Linked DNA regions of Homo sapiens: region 1 is linked to region 2. A link is a contact called in ENCODE Hi-C or POLR2A ChIA-PET data. All regions are on one chromosome and are shown on one strand. The core of a region is the stretch at or near the end of the contact, and the rest is flanking DNA. Distances in the headings are between cores, read along the strand shown.

The links. Hi-C counts contacts between places; a loop is a spot of excess contacts on that map. ChIA-PET counts read pairs that join two places held with the same protein, here RNA polymerase II (POLR2A). Pooled maps may share reads with other maps.
Region 1: a pooled map shows a loop between it and region 2 (7-fold over the local background). The contact joins the promoter of ZNF485 here to the promoter of ZNF33A in region 2. A Hi-C loop is called at or near these places in 1 of 37 single-sample maps with no recorded cell type and 5 of 50 pooled maps. POLR2A ChIA-PET finds 5 or more read pairs at or near these places in 1 of 52 experiments (GM12878).

The regions. Positions count from the first base shown.
Region 1 is chr10:43,602,576-43,608,279 of GRCh38, forward strand. It overlaps ZNF485 (zinc finger protein 485), which reads left to right and starts at 3,863. Exons shown (of 5, transcript NM_145312.4): 1 at 3,863-3,971; 2 at 4,422-4,499. The coding sequence starts at 4,476. It also overlaps the pseudogene CAP1P2. RefSeq lists an enhancer at 3,569-3,618 and a silencer at 3,899-4,178.
Region 2 is chr10:38,007,077-38,012,283 of GRCh38, forward strand. ZNF33A (zinc finger protein 33A) reads left to right here and starts at 3,599. Exons shown (of 5, transcript NM_006954.2): 1 at 3,599-3,707. RefSeq lists an enhancer at 4,122-4,301.

The sequences.
Region 1 (5,704 bases), core at 2,613-5,112, 5.6 Mb after region 2:
AGCCAATTTCCTCATCTGCAAAATGAGAATAATAATTGTACCTTCTTTGGTGGTGAGAGCTCAGTGTAATGATGTATGTAAAAGGCTCTGCATGTCCTCTGGAATCAGCAAATGGTAGCCATATATAAATAAATGCAGATTCTGGATCCAGCCCCCAAAGTAAGGAAAGACTGGTCCTTAGGTGCCCTTGCTGGAAAAAGTGGGATGGAAAAAGTGTGATGGAAAAAGTGTGATTCTTTTGTTTTTTGTAGAGTCTCACTCTGTCACCTAGGATGGAATGCAGTGGCGCGATGTCAGCTCACTGCAACCTCCACCTCCCAGGTTCCAGCAATTCTCCTGTCTCAGCCTCCTGAGTAGCTGGAACTATAGGCGCACGCTGTCACGCCTAGCTAATTTCTTTTGTATTTTAGTAGAGACGGGGTTTCACTGTGTTGCCCAGGCTGGTCTCGAACTCCTGAGCTCAGGCAATCCGCCCGCCTCAGCCTCCCAAAGTCCTAGGATTACAGGTGTGAACCACCATGCCTGGCCATGATTCTTGATAAAGTGGCTTTGTAGGATTCTTGGCTAAAACTCGGCTCACCAGGCCAAGACAAGGCATAGTTGAAAGGAGGATGCAAAGGAGCCTGACTCCACTTTAGTCTAGGAGGGACGCTTGTCAGCTGTTCTATCCTTAGCATCCAGAAGTGAGTAGCACGCAGTGGGCCTTTGGTCAATCACTGGTAAATTGGTAAATGAATGCACCATCCTGAGAAATTTTCTTAAAAAAAAAGGCCCTAATTGAATGAGAGAGATACATTTTCCTCCCTTAGCTTTCCAATTCCTGGAGTTAATAAATAGAAACATATGTTTTTCCTAGAAAATAATACATTTGTTAAAACAGATTCAACCTACTTTCATTTTCTATGTCAGCAAATAGTGAGGAAATAATGTTTTTAGTGTTCTAGGTGATGTACTTTTCTAACATGCTTTTTATTTGTATGAAATAAAAACAGGATTATTTGGAAACAAATAGCTATCCAAAGGCACATAAAATATGTCTCTCATACTTTCCGTATCAGTTTCTGGTGGCAGATGTCAACCTAAGCAGTACATTAGAACCACTTGGGGGCTTTAAAAAATCCGAATGCCAGGACCACACTTAGGGCAATTAATTCAGAATCTCTGAAGCTGGGACCCAGGTACCTTCACTTTGCTTTTTTTTTTTTTTGGTATTTATTTCATTCTATTTTCTGTATAACTTTAAGTACATAAAGATTTATTTCCACAGGATCAGGAAATGGGTAGAAATCACAGGACAATCTCTCTTCCCACCAAAAAAGTTGCGTATTTTGGTAAGTGTTTGTCCTAGAGGGAAAAAACTGAAATTTACATTAGCAGTGCTGTGCAAGATTCTTACATAAATCAAGACCTAAAAGCAGCTTGCAGTGGAGGTTTTGGTCCCCTGTTCAGGTGCTTGGACAGAAGCCATAAGCTGGTGAGTGTGACAGGGAAAAGGAGGCAGTGAAGACAGGTGACAGGCACCTAGCAGGGAAGGAGGATTCAGGAATACCAGACTCCTTGGAATGGAGTGTTGTTTTTCCTTTTTTTTTTTTTCATCTCTGTAGGAAGGTGCTGGGCAGGGATCCCAGAGAAAGAAAGGGTTGAATACTCCTTTAACTGCCCTGGATGAAGGGCACTGCTACAGCAGCTAGTACCGGAGACTCTCCTATCTCATGGTTGAGGCAGACCCAGGATAGAATAGTGAATAAAAGGAATGCTTATAGGAAACAATTTTGCGTGGAATGCTAGATGGCCAAGCCTCAGCCTTTGGTCCAGTGCAATCCTTGCCTCACTTGTCAATAGTGAAAAATTAGTTTGGTTAGAAGAACCATCTGGAAACACACCAGCTTCTGCTACCTTCATGCTCATTGTCAGAAAAAGATTAACCAGTGTGAACGTTCTGATCTGTTAATTCCTGGGACTGTTTTCTTCCCAGTGGACTGTTTGTTGGTAGAATAACCCCCAAAGCTCAAAGCTAAAATGCATCATTAGTCCTCGTCGGCAGTTGAGCTGATTTGGAAAAGCTGCACCTTCCTGCAGAAGATCAACTGACCTGCTATCCCACTGCACATCTGAGGTATATTTCAGTGAAGGCAGGTAGCTGTGCTTTTCAGAGCAGAGAAGCAGTTTTAAGAGCAGAAAGGTAGAGGAAATCTAGAAAAGAACCGTCTTGATACAGATTTATCCCATGGTGTGAAGGGAGGGCAAAGAACCCAGTGGCACTTCGCTTATCCAGCAATTTCTGTCACTGTGGCGACAAACTTCTGCCCATTCCAGAGGGTCTTGAACTGCTCAGGAACTGGGAATTCATTAAAGTCACCGCCTTCTGTAGGAATGAGGACATTCATCTCAGAAGATTTGGCACTGGCTATTTCACAATCCAGGGAATTCTTGCTCAGGTAAGCATGGCAGCCATCTGTTTTGTTGATGGAAATGGTTGGCACTTTACTCATCACCTGAACTTTGACATCCCTACTGTTGATTATCTCCACAATGCCCACCATATCATCGAATACCAGACCAAGTTTCTTACAATTATCTACTGTAATGGAGTTAATTTTGCCCTTGATTTGCAACATCGTGTTGACACACTTGTATATGTAAGCCGCCTGTTTCAGCTCTGTGTCATCAATCACCAGATTGGAAACATTTTCCTGATTTTCCACTCTCCACTTCTTGCCCTCCAGTTCAAGTACAGCTGGCTCCTTCTTTGTGGCTGGTTTGGGGTTTAGGTGCAGAGAATGGCTTGGGGCCACTGCGTACTGGACCACTCTGAGCCTTCAGGGTAGGGTTCTTGTGAGTCTTCATGTCATCAGATACACGTTTCAGGGCATGTGTGATGCTCTCCCCCTGATTAATCTGCGCAAACAGTGCTGAGAGGGAAGCGGACTCATCTGAGCCTGAACTGACAGAGACTAGTGGAGGAGGGGGGCCTGGTGGTGGGGGAGGAGTAGCTGATCCAGCAGAGGGTCCAGATGGCAGTCCACTCAGTTCTTTTGTCACAGGCCCCGTTTTGCTCCAGGCAGTCCGGTGGTATGGAACTCCTTAATGTAAGCCTGCAGCTCTGTGCATATACTTAAATAAGCTTTGACTCAGTCTACATGCTTCTTATCCACATCTTTGTACTCTTTAAGGACTCAGTTTGTATAAAACACAGCAGCATGATTCATTTCTTTCACATAAGGGCCAGGATTGGGAGCCATAGCCACCCAGCCTAGGGCCTGGATACTTTCACTGACAGCTGACAGCTGATTAAACAACTTGCTGCCTCGGTTCTTCTCCCAAAAGGTTATCACTTCTTTGATCTGCTCTGAGATAGGTGCCAACAGATCGGAAAGCTTATTACCTGCCGGCTATTGACACTGAGAAGCTGTAACCAAGAGAGCTCACTCCAACTTCAAAACTGTGTGTACCATCTCCACATCTTTCTGCACGTCTTCCCCAATCTCTTTACTGATCTTCAAGTACTCTGCCACAGGGCAGGCAAGCAGCGAGTCAAATGCCTGCGCATATGGAGCTGCTCCTGCTTTTGAAGGACTATCTCCATATCCACGGTGCATGTCAGAGGTATGGGATACTGCCTCCAGGCGGCCCACTGCCCTGTCCAATTTTTTACCAGATTTTGCATGTCAGTCATAATGTATCACCTCCCGACTGCGATCAGCCGCTCTCCACTTCCCGCACCTTCACTTTTCAAAGATTCCCAGGTGATGCCAACCTGCTCTGCGGATGGAGCCCCTAAGACCCCAAGCGGCCCAGACTACGTTTCCCAGAGGCCTCCGCGGCCTCAGCCACTTCCGCTTCCGGTCCAGCCTGTCTCCGCGTGGTGCGAGCGCTGCACCAGCCCCTGGCTGGTGGTTACTGTCCGAACGGCGTGGTGTGGTCGCTGACTCTCTGGGCGTGCAGCTCCGCAGCCCTGCCGGCTCGGTTCGGTTCGTGAGCGGCCGGGGTCAGGCTGGGTCCCTGAAGCCTCGAGCCCCTGGCGGGTGCTCCCCGCCTTTCCCAGGGGCGGGTCGAGGGGCGAGCCGGGGTGGGAGGGGAAGGCGGCGGTGGGCAGTGCCCACCCGCAGTGGCTGCGCCGTGTGGAGCGACCGCTCGAGGCTGGTGCATCACAGAGCGCTCCAGCCTTGCGCCCCGGCCGACAGATTGGGCCACTGACAAGGCCGTCCCCCGGTGCTGCCAAAAGTGTTTGGCGTGGAGCTGGCTGCAGTCCAGGCCGGATCCCAGCAGCCGTTCCCTTTCCTTTCTTCCCGAGCGTACCCACCTGGACCTGTCTGCCCACCTGTGGAGGGAACGGGCGGGCGGGGACCTGGTCTAGAGGGCAGATTCTAGCTAGGCTAGGGCACGGAGGGACTTCCTCAATTTCCTCTCTTCTTTCCCAGATTGACTTACGCAGGATTCTCAGCCCTTGCCTGGGAGAACAGTTCAGGAGACAGATGGCCCCAAGAGCCCAGATCCAGGCAAGTTTGATTTTTCCATTTCTTGAGAAACCACGTGTTTCAGCGAGGTGGGGTTTATGCCTCTTGCCCGGACAATGCCCTGCCCTGTGTGTGGACAAAGCTACCCGAACCAATCCTGGATGGGTCCCGCGATTTCCGTCCTGTCTACCCATTACGTAGTCATTCACCAAGTAGATTATTGCTACCCATGTTTTCTAGAGTGCTAGAAACAGAAAAGTGCTTTGCAAACTGGCAGACGATGAAAAAAATACACGTTAGCATGTAAAGACGTAGGCCATAAAGACATAGGGTGATAGCAGTGCTCTCTTGACCTTTAGTGTGTGGTAGGGTGGGAGGGGTGGAGTAGTGGGCGCCTTAGTTCTTCCTGAAGAATAAATGAGATTTGCATAATTGCAGAGGATACTAGGGGAAAGCGCTGCCTGAATGAAGTCATTATGGCGGGACCATGAACAAACTGGTCTGAGAAAGTTGGAAACATTCATGGTCTAGAATCCCAGACTGGAGTTTGCTTTTATCCTGGAGAAAACTAGGTTTTGAAGGATTTTGAGAAGCTGATTAAATAATTGGTATTTTGAAAGGAAGTGATAAACATTTGAGTGTCTATTATACAAATAAAATTAAAAAAATTAAAGATCACCTACATTTCTACTGCTCTAAGTCAAGTAATTTCATTTGAAACACACTTTTCATTTTTTTAAGGCTTACTCATTTTTTCTTTTAGTATTTCATAGCCATTCCAATTTGTTCTAGTTTCATTACCACTTTTTGTGGCTTCCTTTTATACTGTGCCTTCAACCAGCCCTGGGACCTTGAGCAAGTTCTTCCAACTCTCTGAACCTTTGTGTCTTTAGCTACGAAATAGATTTTACTTTATATAGTTACGGCAGAAATTTAGAGAGATGATATGTATCTCAGGGTTTAGCACCGTGGCTGGTACATAGTAAGTTGTTACTCTTATGAAAAGCAATTTTTTTTTCTTTTTTAAAAATATTCTGCCCCAGAGTCAGATCATACTCCCTGTAAATTCTCGGATAAAGCTAATCACTTTCCATGTCTTTTCAAAGTTTCTATTCATTTGTTGATTGAATAAAGCTTGAACACTTCTGTGTCAGGCAGTGTTTTTGACTGGGAGGCAGCAGTGACCCACACTGTCCCCCTGGAGCTCACATTAGAGAGGATGCTGACAGTCAGTGCAAACCTCTCCT
Region 2 (5,207 bases), core at 2,349-4,848:
GTGGCTCATGCCTGTAATCCCAGCACTTTGGGAAGCAGAGGCTGGTGGGTCACCTGAGGTCGGGAGTTCAAGACCAGCCTGAACAACATGGAGAAACCCCATCTCTAGTAAAAATACAAAAAATTAGCCGGGCATGGTAGCGCATGCCTGTAATCCCAGCTACTCAGGAGGTGGAGGCAGGAGACTCACTTGAACCCGGGAGGTGGAGGTTGCAGTGAGCCAAGATCATGCCATTGCACTCCAGCCTGGGCAACAAGAGTGAAACTCTGTCTCAAAAAAAAAAAAAAAAAAAAAAAGAATAGCTGTGATGGTAAACTTGACTTGGTCACAGGGTGTCCAGATTAAACATTACTTATGGGTGCATCTGTGAGGGTGTTTACAGATTAGATTAGCATTTGAATCAGTGGACTCAGTAAAGCAGATTGCCCTCCTTATGTGTATGGACATGATTCAATCCACTGAGGGTCTGGATAGAACACAAGGCAGAGGAAGGAGGAATTCACCCATATTTTCTGCCTCATTGTTGAGTTGGGACATTTCATCTCATCCTCTCCTGTCCTTAGACTGGGATTTACACCATTGGCTTCCCTGGTTCTCAGGCCTCTGGACTCATACCAGAATTACACCACCAGCATTCCTGGATCTCTAGCTTGCAAATGACAGACTGTGGGACTTCTTAGCCTCCATAATCATGTGAACCAATTTCTCACCACCAATGTCTCTTTCTGCCTTACTCCCTCCTATTGGTTCTGTTTCTCTTGAGAATCATGACTAATACACTGGGAATAAACATTTCCCCAAGCCCATACCATAGGTGTATATTAGTGTTTTTTTCAATCTTTTCAAATCTTAAATTTAAAAATATTTTATTTATTTATAATTTCCCCCAGTTGGAAACAACTAGCATATCCCTGGACTGGGGAATGGATAAGGAAACTGGTAAATCCGTACCAAGAAATAGGAGTCAGCAATGTCAGAGATGATAAATTCTTCTTCAAAAAGCTTAAGTTCCCTGTTCTTTGTTGCTTAAGACCAACTTCCTTGTACTTCCTTGTCTCCTAGCTACCTGTTCTGTAAACAACCTTCCTGCCTTTGCTGTGCACAGACAAGTCCAGATATGACTTCCCACCTTTGCCGTGCCCAGACAAGTCCAGATATGCCTTCCCACCTAGTAATGGACAGTCCTCCTTCCTTCCCGCCTAATAGACCCTATTCAATTTTAAACCTTAGCCAATAGAGTTAGCTTAGACTGTGAGGTCCAACCCCAGCCAATGGGGAAGGGACACAGAAGTGCTAGGAACTGTATCAGGGATAAAATCCCCTGCCCTACCCCTCTCAGTGTACTCTTGTGATCGTGACTGGCACAAGCTGCACCCTTCTGCAGAAGTAAATTTGCCTTGCTGAGGAATTTTCTGCCTACGCGCTGGTTTTCTCTGTGGCACCGGGCACTTGTTTCTAACAGCAGGAAAAGCAAACAGAGGTATTGGTACACAAAACAACACAGAAGGATCTCAATTGCATTGTGTTAAGAGATACCAGATTCAACAACTACATACTGTGTGATTCCATTTATATAATATCCTAAAAAAGGCAAACATATAGGCCCAAAGAATAGATAGCGGTTGCAAGAGGCTAAGAGTGGTGAGAGAATCTGACTTTAAAAAGGTAGCATGGAGGAATTTTATTGACAGAGATGAAACAATTTTGTGTCTTGCTTGTAGTGGTGGTTACACAAATCTATGCATTGTCAAAACTCATAAAATTATGCATCAAATAAAGAACTTTTCAGTATATAAAGCATAAATTAAAAAATGTAAATTTCAATAAATGTTTCACGTATTTTTACTCAAATATTTGCATTTCTTTCTTTTTTTTTTTTTTTGAGACGCAGTGTCGCTCTGTCACCAGGTTGGAGTGCAGTAGCGCAATCTTGGCTCACTGCAACCTCCCCATCCTGGGTTCAAACGATTCTCCTGCCTCAGCCTCCTGAGTAGCTGAGACTACAGGTGTGCACCACAACGCCCCACCTAATTTTTGTATTTTTAGTACAGAAGGGGTTTCACCATGTTGGGCAGGATAGTCTCGATCTCTTGACCTCATGATCTACCCGCCTCAGCCTCCCAAAATGCTGGGATTACAGGCGTGAGCCACCACGCCTGGCCATATTTGCATTACTTTCAATTCTCATAATGGACTTAAAAAGTTTTGCTGGAATGGAGTTGCTTATTTTTCTCTATTATAAAATGTGACTGATATTAAATTTATAGTTTCTGTCTTTGGCATCACATCCCTTGTTGTTTTTTTTGAGACAAGGTCTCACTTTGTCACCCATGCTGGAGTGCAGTGGTGCCATGATGGCTTACTGCAGCCCGGGGCTCAAGTGATCCTCCAACCTCAGCCTCCTGAGTAGCTGGGATCACAGGTGCCTGCCTACATGCCAGGCTAATTGTTATTTTTAGTTTTTTGTAGAGATGGGGGTCCCACTATAGTGCCCAGGCTGGTCTTGAACTCCAAGGATCAAGTGGTCCTCCTGCCTCCGCCTCCCAAAGTGCTGGGGTTACAGGTGTGGGCCACTGTGCCTGGTCCACTTGTCAATTTTCAAAAATTTTTACTCTTTTAGTGGTTTAAATGTTTAAGTATTGTATACATGTGAGATTTTATCATGTGTGATCTATGTATATCTCTACATTCCAAATTGCTCGGAATGACATGCTCTTTGGAATACTCCATTCTTTCCCTCACTGTTTTGAAATGCTGTATCTACTACACATTAAAGAATACTCTTAAGCTGTCTTATTTCCATGGAGCAGGTGCCAAACTACTTTGAATAGAGCAATATTATATAGATAGATGTAGATAGATACAGATATTCCTTAGGCATTTTTTTCCTGCTTTTTAAAATGTATACTGGCTGTTCATTTGGGTTTTTACTTATTCTAGATAAAGTTGAGAATGCTTTTGTGAAGTACAGAATACACTAAAGATCAAAGAGAAAAAATACATAACAAAAATTTGTTGATATTCTTTTAGGAATTTTGTCTTCCTAAGAAAGGTACAGATAGACTAAAAGTATTTCCATTTAGTCAAGCAATTTTAATGTCACAGAGGAAATCATACGTGACATTTATTTTCTTCTTTCAGATTATGTCTAGTTCCTTACTGAGCTACAATTTCCGTTTATTGCTTTAACCATTTTGATGAAGTAGCTTTCCGGCCGCACCTTCCCCTTTTTTCCCCCGCTCCCAAAGAACCGCTGATAGCATGAAAGTCTTTTAAACTGTATGGACGAGATCTATTTCCTAACATTTAAACGGAAAATGACACGCAGCGGTCCTTTCCTTGAGCGTCTGCGTCTAAACTGCCCACAGACCTCCCCCGCAGTATATCCCTTTGGAGTGCCCCGGGGAAAGCCAGGGCTGCAGGCAGTTCCAGCACCAACTCAGACCGCATCTGCCCACTGCCTAGCGGGGCACTTCTCTACCAATCCGAAGGGCTGCTCGCCCGGCCTCACGGGAAAGGTAGTTTCCAGGTAGGGCGCCAACAGCATCAAGCTGTGCGCGTGGGCTCTGCGCATGCCTCGTCCGCCGGCTACGTCTGCGTTTCCGCCTTTCCTTTTGTTTTTCTCAGGTTTTGCGTGGGAGGCGGTCCCGGGATTTCAAGGGTCTACGCGCTTTTCTATGGCGAATGCAACCCGACGAGGGAGTGGGGTAAGCCCCAGTGGGTTGGGCAGGGAGAGAGAGGGAGCCCCGCGCGACTCCTGGGGCGGGCGGCAGGGGGCCGGTACCAAGTGGTGGGGAGGAGGCCCGGGGACCTCATAGGGGAAGGCGGGGACGGCGGGGCTGCAGCGTGTGGGCCACGACGCTAGGCCGGTTCCTCAAAGGCGCGGCCTCTGTACGGAGCAGGGTACGCAGCGTGTGTCGCCCCATTTGTGGGGGCCGCGGAGGAGGGCATGTGCGCTTGCGCAGTCCGCGCGCTGAGCCTTGCGGGAGGGGCAGTTCTCTTGTCTAGCCTGTGCGCGTGTGCTAGGGCGCCGCGGTACGTGGGCGGGGAAAGGCGGGTGCAGTCGCCCGCCAGACCGGCAGACTCGGTTGCACGTATTGCATTCATCCTCTTTAGGTTCCGAACTGACCTCCAGTCAGGTCCATCACTGCATCTTGGTATTTGCTGTTCCTCTGTCCTGACTTGATCTTGCACTCAGGAAAGATCTTCAAGAATTACCTAATTTTGGCCTGGCGCGGTGGCTCTCGCCTGTAATCCCAGCACTTTGGGAGGCCGAGGCGGGTGGATCACCTGAGGTCAGAAATTCGAGACCAGCCTGACCAACATGGTGAAACCCCGTCTCTACTAAAAATACGAAAAGTAGCCGGGCGTGGTGGCGCATGCCTGTAATCCCAGCTACTGAGGCGGAAAATTGCTTGAACCCGGGAGGCGGAGGTTACAGGTAGCCAAGATCGCACTATTGCACTCCAGACTGGGCAACAAGAGCGAAACTCCGTCTCAAAAAAAAACAAAAACAAAGAATTACCTAATTTTGCCTCATTTGTTAGAAGAAAAAGATTTTTTTTGTTTTTTTGTTTGTTAAGGTCACTGACTTGTTCAGGATCACAGTTAGTAGGGAAGACTAAGTCACATCTCCTGACCCCTAAGCCAGTACTGTCTACTTTTCCACACACATCAAAGCAAGTTTAAAATATCCCTTTGAGAAATAGCAACAAAGTTAGATGAAGAAATTAAAACTGATTTTTTCTTTGAAGCACTGCCGCTTATGGCTTTCTGTGGAGTCACTCACCAGAGGTTAAGTAACATTACTGGGAAAATAGATAGCTTAGTCCTATTTTTTACAATGGTTTTAGTGTTAATGTTCCTTCATTAAATATATTGTTAACTTGTTTGGCCAATATTGTCATTATACTTTTTTTTGTGAACACCGAGGGAGATTGAAATCCTTAGGAAGCAAATATTTACTTTCACCCGGTAAAAAATCTTGTGCCCAAGAGCTACATAATTATGTTGGAGTTATTCTTTCACCATTTCTACCGCCTATTCCGAAGTGTTCTTCCACCATTTCTACCCCCTATTCCAAAGTGTCAGAGGACATTGATACTCTCCCAGAGGAAGCATTTTACCTAGTGGGTGTGTATGGCTTCTTAGGGCGGAAGAATCCAGGAGTTGCCAGGCAGGCCAAATCTTTCATGACCCCATTCCTC